Linked DNA regions of Homo sapiens: region 1 is linked to region 2. Evidence: chromatin contacts called from ENCODE Hi-C or POLR2A ChIA-PET data. All regions are on one chromosome and are shown on one strand. The core of a region is the stretch at or near the end of the contact, and the rest is flanking DNA. Distances in the headings are between cores, read along the strand shown.

Region 1 (5,886 bases), core at 2,758-5,257, 180 kb after region 2:
GCCTTGTTACGAATATCTCCTTCTCTTAGGAAAAGAGAGTCCTTGGATTAGATTGGCTTTTTGTTTTAATGGGCAAATCATACTATTGACTTTGACACTATAGCCTGCTGAAATTCCCATTTGTATGTTTTAAATTTCAGAAAGGAAAATATTTTCTCTCTCTCTCTCTCTCTCTCACACACACACACACACACACACACACACACACACTTTGAGTTATGGCCATACGTGTAAGCTATGTAAGCTCTTCTTAGGTTTTGCCAAATCACGGAAGACAGACAACCTGGCAGTTTACATGCAATCTTATACGTCCCTAAGATGTCATTCACCAAGCTGCATTCCCTCTCTTGACAGTCTGTAGAAAGCTTGGTTCTCTAGGCAGTGAGTGAAAAGGATCTCGTTCCCAGTCTCGGCACCACCACTCACAGTCGAGTGATCCTGGGCCAGTCACTCAAGTGCTCAGAGCCCAGACTCAGCAAATTTATGACGCAAGAGTCACACTATTTGGTCTCCAAGGTGCCTCTTGACAGGGACCCTAAGATTCCCCAGTGAGGTATGCAGCCTGGCCTGGCAAAGCGCAAACTCCAGTGCAGACAGCTGTGGCTGGATCACTAAATCAATAGTTTGAACCATATGAAACTGCCATTCTTATAGGTCAAAAAGGGTCAAATTTCAGCAATTTCATATAATTCAACCCTGTGAAATCCCAAACAAGACTTTTAACCTCCCAGTTTTCACAATTGCAAAATGAATGTCCTATATTATGGAAAACTAGTTTTAAGATGTCAAAACTCCAAAATTCTATTTGGTCCATTAAAACGACAGTTTCCCCTGTAACACATGTACTCTCCTTTGTACCTAGACAGTGATTACATATGAATGGCTGGCTTCTGGTCTTTCCAGCACAGGTCTATCTAAATGCCTTTACACAGGCCCGCCCCCTCTCCTTCTCGTCAGTGCCTCAGCTTCAGGATGCAAGCACCCCTCCTCTGCTCTTACAGTGCCTTCATCATTGCTCCCTAAAAAGCCTGGACTGGGCTCCCAGCAGTCTCGCCTCAATGCCACCTGCATGTCCACGGCCACATCCTTGCCTCACAGCCTCTCCAATGTGTCCGTTTCTCAAGGCTGTACTTCAGGGTCAAATGGGCTTTCGCGCTAATACCCTATCAAACAGCCTTCTTGCCAATACCATTTCCATGAAAAAAAAAAAGAATCAACCAAAAACAAAAACAAGAAGGTACACACAATGCACTTATTTCTGGATGATGCTGGGAAGTCCCGATGTCCCAATCATACAAATACCTAATGGTCCAAAAGCGTTTGTAAACCAGCTGTCGCCCAGGCATGTTTTCTACAAGAGAGTATATATGTCATGGGTTATAAACAGCGAGTGAGCGAGTGAACCTGTGAACTCCGGACAGTGCCAATTCCAACAGCACAGGCTTCTGTGTGTTCTTCATTAGGAGAAATCTTGTTTTTCAGGGTACAGTTCTCAAAATAGTCAAAAATCTCAGAGGCCAGCCTGATGAATGAAAAAGATGATTCATAGGGCTAAATTATCAGGAGCCAAAAAGTATCCTACAAAAACACAGCAGAGAGATTTTCTCAGATGGCACTGAAGCTGACTTTTAGAGCATTTCTGAAAGAAAAGTTCCAAAAATGTTTTGGGAAATGACAGTTTCTTTGGACAAGCAGAGGTCAGCATCACGGGCACGCAAGTTCCTCTGTGTCTGCATGAGATTCCGCAATGAGCCTTGCTTTTCAGATGCAGCTTCCGGGATGAGTGACTCAGTTCCAAGTGAGATGCAGTAGACGGCAACAAACACACATCTTCTTTCTGACCCCTTCACAACAACAAGCATGGAGGCAGGTCCCGGGGACTCCAAGGAGAACTGGCCTTCACTCCCTGTGCCTGCCAGGGGACAGCCATCTGAACACTGAGGAGTCTCCCAGGCCAGGTCACTAAGTTAGAGAATGCTCCAAGGAGAACTGGCCTTCACTCCCTGTGCCTGCCAGGGGACAGCCATCTGAACACTGAGGAGTCTCCCAGGCCAGGTCACTAAGTCAGACAATGCTCTTTCTTCTTCCAAGTGGGCCAGGCTCATTATTGAGTAATTAGTTCTTACTCAGGTACCCACAATGGTGGCCAAACATACCTGAACTGTGTTAAAAACAAAACCAAACGAGAAAAGTGTTTCTGGTCTTATAATATTTGTTTGACACCTCAAACCTCTTATTTTCATTTCAGAGACTGATTAAATACAGTCTCAAGGTGATAAAATAACACAGTAGGATAAAAATAAAGTGACAAGTGGCAAGGGATGGTTAGTCATCTTTGATACCTGTGGATACTCAAACCCACCATTTAAAATGTCTTAGGTGTTAGATGTGGTAGGTGTTTCTATCAGGAACACGTGGGAATAAAAACAAATTTAGAACTCACATCTGGGCTTCTCACTTCTAAAACAAGGGTCAGGAGGCCAGAAGGCGGAGCAGCGCATCAGTTAGGATTTGACAGGACCACCATGAGGGCTCTGAAGGCGGAGAGACTGCCAGATGCGATAAAGCAGAAGCTCACAGGACTCTTTTACAGGGCTCCTGAGGCCACGCCAGCAGTGGGAAAATCTCCAGAGTGGAACTGAATTCAAGAAACCTGTGTATAGAATACTCCCTCAGCGACTTGGGGTTCCAGATCCAGCCACCTGAAAACTTTCCGGCATACAGCAAAAAGAAAACCCCTGATTTCCTAAACTCAATCAGCTTTGAGTTTAACGAGGGTGCCTCTGGGCCAATGTCTAATGAATCACAGGATCAGAGTCACCGCCTGATATTCTGTGGTTCTGGTGAAGCCTGGGCAGCACAGCAAGACCCTGTCTCTACAAAAAATTTAAATGTTAACAATTAATTAAAATTTAAATTTAAATAAAACGTGTGGTGAGTGGCAAACTGCGGTTTCAAGCAATTAGAAGACAATCCCTCTTCTGAAATCCAGGTCCTTGGCTTTCTCATGCTGTCTCATCCTCCCAGCACCACACTCTCCTTTCTTTGCCTCCCAGTTCTTTTCTGTTGGCTGCTTCTCCTTCTGCTGCTGGGCTTTAGCAAGCTGATCCTGAGTGCAGTTGGTGGATGGCGACAGGCCGGATGAAGACAGCGATGGCAGTGACGTGACGTCGCGGAACCAGAGGTTGTGCCCCATTGCAGTGGCCATTGCCAGAAGCCCAGGCCCGCTGCGGATCCACAGCCCTCCCTGCATCCTGGAACCCCCGCCACCTTGTCACTGTCACTCTGGGTGAACTGCTTGCTTTGTGTCTGTCTTCCCATCAGACGACAGGCTCCCAAAGGCCAGGCCAGCCGTGTCTGCATGGCTGAGCTCGGGGCGCTCCAGCAGGGCGTCTGGCATGCAGCAGAGAGGGATCAATACTGAGAACAGAACAGAGGAAAAGGGCAGAAGCTCCAGGGCCAAGGTCAGCAGGAGGGAGGGCCTGGGCAGCCACAGCAGGGACACGAAATCTGACTCCGTTTTTTTCATCTGTAAAACTGAAATTGTGACTCAAGAGTTGTGGAGATTAAATATGAAGACCGCTGAAAAGTGACAGTGGCGCTGGCTCACAGCTGCACTCAGTTGTGGTGACAGCCAGTGCCCTTGTGTCCACCTATGTAACCATCCCCAGCCTGGGGACTTACACAGCCCAACGTCACGTGTATTTGCTGCACTTTTAGTTGCAATTCACAAAAGCTGGCTCCGGCTGATTAAGCAGAAAAGGAGATCAACGTGAGGGGCTGGGTGGAAGGGGAGGGGTGCCAGGCAGCTCACTCTCACCAGCCATGCCGAGGGCCAGGCTAAGGGGAGCCTCTGGGGGCCAAGCTCGGAGCCTCACCAGGGCCATGGCCCAGCAGGGGAGTCTCTGCGGCCCCCATCCAGCACAAAGGAAGCCACCCCACAGCTCTGCTGCTGCCTTAGGCTGCTGCGTGCCAGGGACCGACCACCACCTGGAAGTCACCGGCACTGCTGCCACCTCGACCGCCACTCACAGCAGCAGTGGCAGCCCCCACTGTCCCCTCACGCTGCCACGTCTGAATCAGTCTCACCCAAATGCTCAGGCCAGCAGAGTCGGGTCACAGCGAAACTGGAAAATAGATTTCTTATTTTCATATTGGGAAATGCGACTAATAACCTAGGAAATTTCCCCAAGCACAGGAAGACTACTCCAAAGATAAGGAGCAGCCACAAACCCGCCAGACGCCGGCAACCTGACTTCTGAGTGTTTCCCGGCACCGTGAACACAATAGACGACACGTGATACGGTGCGGCCTCTGCGCCCGGGAAGCTTCGCCCTCTGCTGGCAGACGGCGGGATCCATCGGGTGCTGGGAGGACCGGGAATCACAGCAGGCTGACCAGCCATAACAGACAGAGTATAACCCCAAAGAGTCAATCGCTGTCAAAGGAAGACTGTTAAAAATCTTATACAGTCATATAATTTGGGTTGAATAATGAAGATTCTCATAAAACCCTATCACTCAAATCTCCGATTTACAGTACTTGTTGCATGGTTTGAAAAGATTTCCTGTTACAAAATCCCCACTGTGTGATTTGCTGACTCTGATGTAGGAAGACAGACACGGTCACCAAGTTCACACAGAAAGGATCCATCTGAAGGGCTGGAAACGCCCAGGCACGCGGACAGGCAGCGGTGAAGCCACAGAGATGATCTTCCCAAGACCCCACGGAGCGCCACGCAAGGCTGCAGAGATCCAGGGAACAGCGTGCTGTGCGCGGGGAGGTGGTCTGGCGAGATCGGAGTTGAGATGGCCAGGGCTGAGGAACAAAGTGTCCAGGGTTCCCAGCGTTTCTCAGAATCACCCAGGCAACCTCATCAGAAGACATGGTTCTGCTCCACATCCAGCAACCAAGACTATGTGATCCTGACACCTGCAGTTCAGCCCTCCACTCCCGTCCTGTTCAACCCTCCACTCCCGTCCAATTCAGCCCTTCAGTCCCGTCCAATTCAGCCCTCCACTCCCGTCCAGTTCAGCCCTCCAGTCCCATCAGTTCAGCCCTCCACTCCCGTCCAGTTCAACCCTCCAATCCCATCCAGTTCAACCTTCCACTCCCGTCCTGTTCAGCCCTCCAATCCCGTCCAGTTCAACCTTCCACTCCCGTCCAATTCAGCCCTCCACTCCCGTCCAGTTCAGCCCTCCAGTCCCGTCCAGTTCAGCCCTCCACTCCCGTCCTGTTCAACCCTCCACTCCCGTCCAATTCAGCCCTTCAGTCCCGTCCAATTCAGCCCTCCACTCCTGTCCAGTTCAGCCCTCCAGTCCCGTCCAGTTCAGCCATCCAGTCCCGTCCAATTCAGCCCTCCACTCCCGTCCAGTTCAGCCCTCCAGTCCCGTCCAGTTCAGCCCTCCACTGCCATCCAGTTCAGCCCTCCATTCCCGTCCAGTTCAACCCTCCAATCCCGTCCAGTTCAACCCTCCAGTCCCGTCCAGTTCAGCCCTCCAATCCCGTCCAGTTCAACTCTCCACTCCCGTCCAGTTCAACCCTCCACTCCCGTCCAGTTCAACCCTCCACTCCTGTCCAGTTCAACCCTCCACTCCCGTCCAGTTCAACCCTCCACTCCCGTCCAGTTCAACCCTCCACTCCCAACCAGTTCAGCCCTCCACTCCCGTCCAGTTCAGCCCTCCAGTCCCATCAGTTCAGCCCTCCACTCCCGTCCAGTTCAACCCTCCAATCCCATCCAGTTCAACCTTCCACTCCCGTCCTGTTCAGCCCTCCAATCCCGTCCAGTTCAACCTTCCACTCCCGTACAGTTCAGCCCTCCACTCCCGTCCAGTTCAGCCCTCCAGTCCCGTCCAGTTCAACCCTCCACTCCCGTCCAGTTCAGCC
Region 2 (6,184 bases), core at 1,258-3,757:
AACTAATTTATGAATTTGATGCAACTCAAACTTCCAATAGAATTTTGTAAGCAAAATTGATTATAAATGTTGTCTAGAAAAATGAAAAGCAAAAAAAAGCAAGGAAATTTTTTAAAAATAATAACATGGATGCGTATAGGATACTTCAGGCTGAAATAAAGTGGCAATAAGTAAATGGGTGAAGTACTAGGGCAAAAATACACACAGTGATCACTAGACTAGAACAGAGACCCAGAAACATGCCCAGTATATACCAGCAGTCAGCCTAGACAGTCATCCCTGGATCCCCACGAGGGACTGGTTTCAGGACTCCCTGCAGGTACCAAAATCTGAGAATGCTCAAGTCCTGATATAAAACGGTGCTGTATTTGGATAAAGTCTACACACATCCTCTCATATACTTCAAGTCATCTCCAGATTACCTGTAATAGCTAATACAACGCAAATCCCACGTCAATAGTTGTCATTAGAGTGTATCGGTTTTATTTGTATTAGTTTTTGTTGTGCTGTTTTTTTTTTCCTGAATATTTTCCATCTATGGTGATTGAATTGCAGGTGTGGAAGCTGCAGATAGGAAGATCAACCTTAACACTGTTTGGCACTCACATCTGCGGGAGGCCGAGCAGAGACCCAGAGCCCAGGTCTCACAGCCAGGCCGTCCAGAGGGAGCCCTGTTTCCATCATCGAGCAGCTGTGTGACCCTGAGCAAGTTCCTTAACTTGGCTTTGCTTTACATTTCTTCGCCAGTCAAATAAAGATAATAATATCTCTCTTACTGGGTGGTTGTGAGGATTATATAAGTTAATAGATGAAAAGCCCTAAAAAGAAGGCCTGCACATATTAAGTTCTATAGAAGAATGTATTAAAGAAAACAACTAAGTTGGGTTAGAAAAATTAGTTAATTGGGAGGACAATAAATCGGCTCCATTCATGCTCGCACTACACACCCTGATGGAATACCAGGTTCAGCTACAAAATAGAATTACTAAATAATAATAGAGAGCAGATAAAACACGTGATCTTGCAGCAGTGACGTGTTTTGAATATGACGGGGTGTGGGGAGATTCGGGGATGGGGAAACACAAAGCTCTGGGAAATCAAGAAAAGCAGCAATTCCTAGAGTCAGTTGCCCTCGTAACACAGCCAGGAGAGCTCAGTCTATGTTTAAGCTAAATATGATAGAGTGTAACATCTATACAAATGTAAGGGGAAAATCAACAGGTCTGGGTAAAAATAATTTCTGGAATAAGATAAGGTATTCCTGCATTCTCAGTCTTTAGTCTATGAAAACCGTCAGAAAATAAAAACGGGAAAACTAAAATGCCTCCCAAGAATGCCATCCTTTTTTTTTTAACATTAAAAACATTCTCTAAGGAATAGAGTTTCCTCATTACTGCTGTGAAATCCACATGAATACTAAAGAATGTATGTTTTCTCCAAAAAGAGTGTGTGCCTGAACATAAGATTACCACGCACGCTGCGATGAGCTGGGAACACCATCTCATCTCTGCACAGAGCCGCCGTTTCAAAGACGCAAGAGCTGGGAATCTCAGCAAATCAAATTGCACAACATGAAGCGCTGTCTCTATCGCGCGGTTAGCTTACTGCTATCATTTGTGGGAAATACGAGGCGCTAAAATTCTGACACCACATTCCTTGCAGAGCCTTGCAACGGGAAGAAGAAATGGCACGGCGTGAACCCAGTCTCTCAAATGAGTCGGCCAAACCTTGACAATTGATCTAGCGCCACTGCAGTTTATCCCACAAAAGCCTTACCCTAAGTCCAGCGGATCCCCACGCAATCTGAGAGTGCCAGGCAGGCCCCATTATTCCAGGACCACAAAGGGAGCCCGTGCCCTTGGCGAGGACTCCAGGGCTCTAAAGATGACTGGATAGCAGCAGCTGTCACAAAGCCTGTTCCTAGGCATAACAGAAATTGGAAAAGTTTGTTTCCAGTGCCTCTGCACACTCCCCACCCCACCCTTCAACACCGCCTTCCATCGTTCCCCTCCACCCCCTTGCGTGCAGCAGTTTTTGCTGTACCTAAAAGGACTTGTTTTGCAAGTGAAGACTTGCCGCCAGGAGAAGGACGCTGCCATGACAGGCGCTTTACACACGTGTTCTAATCACAGCTATCCTGAAAGACAAACTATGTTCGCATCCTCATTTTACAGAGAAAGACATGAAACCTCTATGAGTGAAGAATTTGCCAAAAGGGGCCCTGCCTCAGCCCCCTGGGCCCTGCCATACTCCAGGAGAGACGGTCAGCACCCTGGGTCCTGGGCAGCCATGGAGGGAGGCCACACACCTTCCGAGGCATCCAGTGCCACCACAGACACAGCGCCTTCTCCTCTGCCCAGACCTGCCCCCTGCTTGGGGCTTTTGGACCCTCTCCCCACATCCAGTGTGCCTACTGTGTTCTCTCCTCGGGAGGACCCTGTTGTCTGCTAAGGTCACAATGACACCCAGTGTGGAGGCAACGTGGGTGGCTGGTGACTCTTTCCTCATGCCACACGCTCAGCACGCTTCCAGGGAGCCCTTGATGGGTGGGCCCAGCGCTGTTCCCACGGCACCAAGAGAGACAAGGTCTCCACCAATACAGCGTGAGCAGGGAGGGGGCAGACGAGGAAGGACAGTTCTGTGTCCCAGCATCAGTGACTGGGTTTTAGATAAGTAGGTCTAGGTCTCCTCTGGCCTCTTCCACCCTCTTATGTATAGATCCATACCAAATTGTTTAAATGCCCTGACTCTTCATCTGTAAAATAGGGCAATGACCGCCCACACTGCTCCTGCTGCCTCTTCTCAACAAGGGGGTTGTGCAGATCCGAGAGGGAAGCCGCACACAGGAAGGTTGTTGAGATGGGAGAGGGAGACCGCGCAGCTTACAGGTAGATGCTGCTTCTGAAGCTGCTGGCGGATTGGGGTGCGCGTCACAAGGTGGAGTTTGCTTTTAGAACCCAAATGACAAAGATCTCTGAGTTATAAGCACCTCTCACCTCAACCAGCAGCAGCAGAGGGGGCTGAGTGGTCATCACAGGGTCTCCTAGGAACACAGAGACGACCTGGCCTGGCCCTGTCCACTTACTGCCGGTGAGACCCTGGCCATGTCACTTAATGTCTGGCAAACTCACTTTTCTCACCTGTAAAATGGGTTCCTAGCCCTGCCTCGCCTGCTTGCTGGGTGGTGAGGATCACAGCCTGGACTGGGAGATGGGTGGGGCGTGCATGAATAGGCAGAGAGGAAATGAAAGGCTGCTCCAGCTTGCCCAAGGGCCAGAGACGGTCCATGCTTGGTGTGCTGGAGTTGGGGCTGAGAGAGAGACAGTGTTATTTTCCTGGAGATAGGACTTCTTATTTCGCTGGAGTACCCAGCTTTGGACAGGAAATCACTTGTTCATTGTTATCAGCCTGGGAGAGGAAATAAGGGCCCACATCTCTGCACTGCTTGCCCTGGAATGTGATTTATTGGAAACACTGGATAACTCATAGATGATAAAAACAACTGAAATGAGGCCCTGGAAGCTGCTCTGGCCTGAGCTCAGCGCAGCCCTGAGGCAGCAGCCGGGCAGGGAAGCCTGAGAGCTGCTGGGGCCGCAGGGACTCGGCCACGTCCAGCCACACAAAACAAACCAAACGTTTCGGGCGATCCTGGGGCAGCATCCTTTCCTCATCCTGCCTGGGCCAGGAGCCTGGGGCTACGAAGTCGTAAAGACTTACCCAGTGCATTCTGTCCAGAATCAGGGGCCCCTCTCAAGAGAAAATACAGCATCACAAAAGTCCACACGGAGGCACATTGGCGGCTGTCATGCTTTGTTGATCCCCGTGACAGATGCTGAAACACCAGCTAGTAAAATGGACACTTTGGGGCTGACATCTGCTGCTGTGCCTGTAATGAGCACTTCCTGTATGCAGGCAGCTGGGTGCCAGGCACAGGAAATCTACACAGGCCACAGAATAATTTGATTTGGGCTTTCTACGGAGTGCGCGCCGTCTCTGAGCTTTCGTGATTTCATCTTCCGGAAGGCGAAAATCATCCCTCTGCTGAATTGGGTTTTGATTTGCTGGTGTTCACCTGACAGGACGCATCTCCCGCGAAGAAGCAGTGTTTGACTCCGTGCTGCAGGGTTGTTTTGTCTCCGAAATGCAAACCAGCTACTTTTTTAATCCCATGGAGACCGTCCAGACACCAGACATTACTATATCCCTGGAATTATTCCCTGGGCAGCCGCAAATGAAGCTGGGAAGAACTGCAGTGGAGGGTGGAGGACGGAGGGTGGAGGGTGGAGGGTGGAGGGTGGGAGGTGGGTGACTGGGAGCATTTCCTGTGGTGGAGGAGCTGATCACACGTACAGGAAGGGAACACCTGGAGCCCTGGCTGGCAACCCTGTCCAGACTGCACTCAGCATCCACAGCAGCACGCACAGGGCAGCAGGAGTGCTTCCTCAGTGCAGAGAGCACCAGAGCTGCCCCACCTTCTCCTAGCCATCTGCAACTACTGGCCCCCAAGGAGAATTAAGAAGAACTCAGAGGAGCTAAACTCACCAAGATTGAGCCAAAGTCCTCAGGACACGCCAGAAGAGCCTCCATTAGCTCTGTCCCAGATCCATCCTAAGGGAACAGTGCAGAGGCAAGAGGCAAAGGGCCAAGATGAGGCCCCAGCACCTTCTTCTTGAACATGTGGGGGCCAGGAGACAAGAGCCACACCCTCACCCCAGCCTGGTCTGCAGGGTCTGTCCTCCCTGCTTGGTTCTTCCCTAAGGCAACTCACAAAGCCACTGCAGACAGCAGGACTGCAGTTTTTGAGCCAAAAGTTGAGACACAGGTTTTGACAATTTAAAAAAAGATTTTTCTCATTAGTAAATATATTTGAGATGTTAGAAAGAGGTTTCACAAATCATATTAATTTATATGTGAATTAATATATTTTGTTAAATAACCTCTCCCTGGGTCCCTCCCACAACATGTGGGAATTCTGGGAGATACAATTCAAGTTGAGATTCGGGTGGGGACACAGCCAAACCGTATCACATGACCAAGGCAGATGAGACCCTGCTCGAAGTTGATGTTTCAGTTGGGGTGCCAGGAGGGCACTGGGAGACACACGAGAATGCAAGAGAAGACCACCTTTGCCCTGGTTTAAACATATATCTATATAACATAAACTTAGGATCTTAAGTGTGGAGTGCAGCAGGGCTGGCTCTACACACACTACTGGAACTTTTCATCCGGCAAATCTGAAACTAGGGATCCATTAAACAACCCCCAGAAACACCCTTCCCCCACTGCCCTGGCACCCACCATTCTACTTTATGTTGCTAAGAGTTTAACTATGCCAGGGACCTCACAGGAAGTGGAATTCCACAGTATTTGTCCTTCTGTGACGAATGACTTCGCCTGCACCACTTAGCGTGATGTCCGCAAGGTTTATCCGGGCCATAGCATGTCAGGGGAAACATCACTTTCAGGCCAGAAAATGACAGAAGCTGTGAGGATGACAGAATAAGCTGATCTGATTAAGGAGTCATGGGAGCCGGGCACAGTGGCTCACATCTGTAATCCCAGCACTTTGGGAGGTCAAGGCGGGCAGACTGCTTGCCTCCAAGAGTTCATGACCAGCCTGGGCAATAGGGTGAAACCCCATCTCTACAAACAATTTAAAAATTAGCTGGTTTCAGGCCAGGTGAGGTGGCTCACGTCTGTAATCCCAGCACTTTGGGAGGTCGAGACAGGCGGATCATGAGGTCAGGAGATCAAGACAATTCTGGCTAACACGGTGAAACCTCATCTCTACTAAAAATACAAAAAGTTAGCCAGGCATGGTGGTGTGCGCCTGTAGTCCCAGCTACTCAGGAGGCTGAGGTAGGAGAGTTGCTTGAACCCGGGAGGTGGAGGTTACAGTGAGCCAAGATCGCACCACTGCACTCCAGCCTGGGTGACAGAGTGAGACTCTGTCTAAAAAAAAAAAAAAAATAGCTGGTTTCCAGCTTCATCCATGTCCCTGCACAGGAACAGAAAACCGAACACCCCATGTTCTCACTCATAAGTGGGAGTTGAACAATGAGAACACATGGACACAGGGAGGGGAACATCACACACTGGGGCCCGTCAGGGGGTGGGAGGCAAGGGGAGGGAGAGCATTAGGACAAATACCTAATGCATGCGGGGCTTAAAACCTAGATGACGG

Evidence for each region. Hi-C counts contacts between places; a loop is a spot of excess contacts on that map. ChIA-PET counts read pairs that join two places held with the same protein, here RNA polymerase II (POLR2A). Pooled maps may share reads with other maps.
Region 1: a map of endothelial cell of umbilical vein shows a loop between it and region 2 (3-fold over the local background). The contact joins the enhancer-like site here to the promoter of LINC01250 in region 2. A Hi-C loop is called at or near these places in 1 of 168 maps with a recorded cell type or tissue (endothelial cell of umbilical vein), 5 of 37 single-sample maps with no recorded cell type and 8 of 50 pooled maps. POLR2A ChIA-PET finds 5 or more read pairs at or near these places in 1 of 52 experiments (SK-N-SH).

Annotation. Positions count from the first base shown.
Region 1 is chr2:3,299,450-3,305,335 of GRCh38, forward strand. The region is part of intron 3 of EIPR1 (EARP complex and GARP complex interacting protein 1); the gene reads right to left. Among named protein-coding and RNA genes, the nearest start is that of EIPR1, 75 kb to the right of the region's middle. Within about 2 kb of position 4,008, at least 9 of the 41 ENCODE cell types and tissues checked have a DNase peak (open chromatin) inside an H3K27ac peak, as active enhancers do.
Region 2 is chr2:3,123,519-3,129,702 of GRCh38, forward strand. LINC01250 (long intergenic non-protein coding RNA 1250) reads right to left here and starts at 2,508. Exons shown (of 7, transcript NR_110228.1): 1 at 2,309-2,508; 2 at 2,044-2,137; 3 at 1,777-1,920. RefSeq lists a silencer at 3,889-4,053.